Linked DNA regions of Homo sapiens: region 1 is linked to region 2. The links are chromatin loops, found by intact Hi-C in ENCODE. Cell type or tissue: heart left ventricle. All regions are shown on one strand.

What was found. Peaks named below come from ENCODE experiments on the same cell type or tissue, not always from the same donor. Only the 100,000 strongest peaks of a DNase experiment are listed, where the experiment ranks them.
Region 1: a loop joins it to region 2, with 5 times the contacts of the local background. A loop is called at or near these places in 16 of 110 quality-filtered maps.

What each region holds. Positions count from the first base shown.
Region 1 is chr7:19,664,666-19,667,165 of GRCh38, reverse strand. All of the region lies in intron 4 of LOC105375180 (a long non-coding RNA gene), which reads right to left. Among named protein-coding and RNA genes, the nearest start is that of MIR3146, 40 kb to the left of the region's middle. In heart left ventricle, a CTCF peak has its summit at 1,533; no DNase peak of the experiment used is centred here.
Region 2 is chr7:17,673,463-17,675,962 of GRCh38, reverse strand. No RefSeq gene overlaps it. Among named protein-coding and RNA genes, the nearest start is that of LINC02889, 120 kb to the right of the region's middle. In heart left ventricle, no CTCF peak of the experiment used is centred here; no DNase peak of the experiment used is centred here.

The DNA.
Region 1 (2,500 bases), 2.0 Mb before region 2:
AAAGGAGATATTCTACATTCCATATCACATCTTTCAGACATGTTTGAAAATTTCGATAAATATGTCATTAAACGATCCATTAAGTAAAGTTATTTTCTACCCTTCAGCTTTTCCTCTAAGGGGTTTTCAAGATAGTCCATTTAGGTTAAGCAAGTACTTGTCAGGTAAGTCAGGGTGTAATAACGAAGTATTTTTAGCCCAGGAGACTCCCACTGGATCTTACTCAATTTGTTCATCTTGGTTTTTATTACGACATTTAAAATCAGACTTAATATTTTTTACAAGGCTAATTTATACTGACCTAAGATAAAGCTTACCTTTTAATTCTTGCACTGTTAGACTCATTGTTGGACTCAGACATTTACATATATACATACATAGTCCAAGTGTTTTTAAAACTTCATTAATAACAGCAATATCAGCTTAATCATTCATTTAAAATGTTATTTCTCATTTGTTTGTTAAAAAAATTAGTCCTTCTCAGATAATTTTTAAAATTCGCTTAGTTTTGTAAATAAGACACTTTGTCCTTGCTATGCAAATGGAAAGATTGCATGAAGGAGTGCATGGGTGTGAGCCTTGGCAGAATTAGGTTCAAACCTTTGGGTGGATTACTTAATTCTGAACCTCTGTTTTCTCATCTCTCAAATGGGGACAATAATATTTGTCTTGTAGGGATGTTAAAGTTCTAGAAATAGTATAAGAAAAGGAATCAGTCAGTGGCTGGCAGTAGTTGTTGGCCCACAATTAATGGCAATAATTTGAAACCAATAACTTCTACAACCCACAGATTTAATTTTTTTCCCTGAAAGAAAACTCAGCTCTCTTAACAGGTATTCTTTCTTTAGTCTAGCATCCAAGAAAAATTTGTTTATGCAGTATATATTTATGTTAGAGATTGTATTCCTTAAAAAAGAAAAAACAAAACAAAATAATAATTGATATTTATAAAAACACCCTTAAAACTTCTAGATATTTTTACTATTAAATTAAAAATGATTAATATCAGATTTTAAAATGGTAATGGCTATCAACATTTCCAGAATAACTTTTTCTTCCACTTTTCTTTTAAATATTGGATTTCTTTTCACTGTAAACATAATACCATTGTTATCAAGTACGTTTTTCCTTATGGTGTATAAAATTATTTATATTATATGATATATACATATACATTTAGTTTTTAATTTGAAATTTTCTAAGATTTCTTCTAGTCTATGCCTTGGTTTTCCTTAGAGAAAACTAACCCAGCACTTGTGTTTTTAATTTAAAATGTATTTTTAATCAAAATATGCATATTAAAATTAGTCCATGATATTACCTAGTATCAGTGTTTTGTTCTTCTCAAAGTTTTTTTTTCTTCAAATTAGGTGAAATTTTGCTCTTGAGTAGTCAATAGTTGAGAAGTCATTATTTAAAAATCAATACATTTTCTGGTATTTCTTCAAAGAGAGAAAGTCAAGGAAAAGCTTCTATTTCAGAGTCAATAGATTTGTAATCATTTATTTGTTGTTGAAGGAATTTCTATGCATTTTTCATACTCTACCACAAGGTGGAGTATTGCTTTAAATATTGGACCTTTTTACCCCATGTGTTCCCAACTAGACTAATTCTATTATGTAGGTAAACGGTGAAATAAAATTTTGGTGAATGTTAACAGAACTTTGGGCAGTAAAATTTTGATCACTAAAGGATTCACCTGATAACTACTAAGGTATATTAAGAAAAAAAGCCATAAATATTGCATTCAATGGCCCTCAACAGAAGAAAGCAAATTTATTCCACTGTAGGGACTTTATGACATAAGTCTTGAAATGATATTTAACTTTCATATATCTTTTTCCTCAAAGGCAGGAGTGTCATAGCCTACTGTTTAGATAATTTACTTCTATTTTGTATATATGCATTAATTGTGATAATGTAGTCTGTGCTGAAGAGCATTCATTGAATTCCATTACATTGTTTTGAAATGACGGCTGTGCTACTGAATTGCTTTAGAATCATGCTGAAAACTTACCAGAACAAAATTTTTTATTGACACTAAATAATTTCTAGCTGAGGTACAGTCAAAGGAAATCCTTCAATTACTCGATGCTGCTTTTAATTCAGAGCAAGCAGATGATCTCCCCAGAAGCTAAGGCTACTTGCAGGAATTTTTATGGATTTAACGGTCATGAGATTACATCTCTCTGACATCTCTCTGCCTTACCACTCTTGTTTGTAACTCTACAGGCTAATGGCAGGGGCTATGATAGGTAGCAACATAGATATAACAGAATCACAAATGACAGTTATTTATGAATGTGAAGAATGCATGCTTAAATAGTATCCAGTGGCTCACCTCTCAGACCTCTATGAGAAGACAAATGAAATGTTTGAAGTGCTGCACATGACTTAGACCAAAATGTCTCATATTCTCATTCAGACATATCTATTTTTTAAAAAAAATTTCAACTTTTGAACATTGGATGAAGAAGTAAAAAAGAAAAAGAGGATTTTT
Region 2 (2,500 bases):
TGACTATAGGCTATTGAGTCAGAATGTTTTTGTTGTTATTTCACCTTGGTTAATTATCCTCTTCAACCGACTCTCATACTGTCTACAATCAAGATAGCATTCCTATTAATCTTTCATGGGAGGCGTTGCAGAATCTATCTAATGTTTTATTTTGTAAGCATATTTTTAAGCATTTTAGTAGTTTTCCATGTTTACTGTATTTGTTTGTATTCAGACAAATGAATGTTTCAAATGTTAAAACTCATACTGAATGCTACTACGGGCCAGTTATGGATGATGTAAAGATGAATAAGACAAGGCTCCTGCCCTCCAAGAACTGTAGAGCTGTGGTGGCAAAGAGAGGCAGTAACCTGGCAATTCCAAGTCAGGGATGAGGCAGACACCATTGGTTCTCTGTTCAACAGTCACTCTTTCTGTCTTCCTGGCTAACTGGGCCCTGATTTAAAAATAAATAAATAAATAAAGCAGCAAGATGCCCAAAGAAGGTAGGCCTCATTATTCAGGGATGCATTATGATTGGTTAAAGCCACTTAGGTAATCCTGTTCCCCTTTACCATGATTGGCTGGAATGGCCATGTGGCCTTCTTCCTGGCCAGTGAGACAAAAGTTAGACTCTTCTGGAAAAGCATACCTGGAAAGGAAATCCTTTCCACTAATCAAAAATGGAGACAAGTGGGTAGGATATCGCTCCTTCTCTTCCTGCTTTTGAGAGTGGTTTTGAGGTGATGGTGGTTGGAGCTTGAGGAGCAATTTTCTAACTCGTTGGGGATGGTTGATGGACAGATAGAAAGGAGATCGTCCTTGATAACAATGTAGAACTGAACTAACCGTGCTACCAACTTTCTCCAGAATTCTTGTTCTGTGAGGTAGTAGTGATAATAATCTCCTCTTGCTTCAGGCACTTCTAGTTACTTATTAAATTACCGGCACCTGAAAAAAAACTCTACTTGATAGGTATTTCAGTAAAGTTAGGTACAAATCCCTAAAGAAGCACAGGAGACAAGAAGGTAATTTAGCTGGGGGAATGAGAGAGGGTCTCCTAGATAAGGTGAACTTTGAGCTTTGTTTTGAAGAACAAGTAGAAATTCACTAGGAAGAAATGGCAGGGAAGGGCATCCAGGAAAGGCACGTAGAATGGCCTGGAGGCATGAGGGCCCTGGCCTCTCTAGACTACAATGTGGTTTTAGATGCCCAGAGTACTTTAGATGCTCAGTGGAATGGATCTCATAACATGAGGAGATTTCAAATTCACTTACATGAGATTGTTAAAGGTTTCAAATTAAGTATACAGTCTGAGATGTACAGTAACCTATAATCTTGATTTAGAAGCCTTGAATCTACATCCTGTGGCTTTGAGTTTGGAAACGGAGGGGCAGTGAACAAGTGACGGCAGAGCACACAGTGTGGTTTCCAAGTTCTCTGTTTTTTTTTTTTTTTTTAATTGTTGTTCACAGCTCGGCAACTTTTATGAAGCATTCGAAGTTTGGTTCTTTTGTTAGTGCAGGTCATCTGAGAAGCAGATGAAAAGACATGAATAAACATGTAAGGATTTTATTAGGGGAACAGCCTTGTGAGAGGAAATGGAGAGTGAGCAGGGTGAGGCCACGGGACTGGGATGCAGTTGCAACATAGACAAGGAAAGAGGGAGGGAGGGTTGTGTGAAAGTGCCCTAGGCCACTGTGCAGTCTAAGGAAGGTTCGGAAAGGCCATGGGTCCTCAAGCCAGAGTCATGGTCAGCACAGTCTTCTGTCCCCCAATAAAGAGCCTGCCTCCGCATCCCTGCCCCATGCAAAGCAGCCAATGGGAAGCCCAACCTCGGCACAAACATGGCAATGGATCTTAGAGCACAGCTGCTGGGGCCACATATTCCTTGCAGTTGGACGTTTGCAAGGATTTTCTGTTTCTTTTCAAAACATTGCCTTAAAAAGAAAACTGCTAAGAGTGGTGATGGAATTATAAAAAAAATCAAATATTTTATACATTTTTTTAGGTAAAATTCTTAACCTTTTTTGGGTCATGGGACCCATTCAGCACTTGATTTCAGCTATGGACTCTAGCATGACCCATTGGCCTCGTCTTAGCTTCCTGAGCCCCCAGCTTTCCCGCAGCTGGGCTCCCAATATCTGCTGCTGCAGCACCTCCACAGCTTCCCACTTGATGACACCTGGAGCTCTTCTGCCATTGCTTGTCCTCCTTCTTGGATAGACTCATGGTTCAGCAGCTGCAAGCATACTTTCGCTTGAAAGATACCTTGGCTAAGAGTATTTATGTTTTGCCCTTCAGGGCCTCTATAGTTCACTTCCAATCTCAGAACTATCTCTGAATCCTCACTGAGTATTAATTCCTAGACTATCTAAAGGATGAGATTACTTCTATTAATGTGTTTAGATCTATTAACGTGCCTTGTCCACATGGTCAACTGGCACCTTTTCCTGTCTTCCTTAGTCCATATGAGCTCTTTGTCTCAAATTTAGGGTTGACAACCTAGACTATGTTCTTG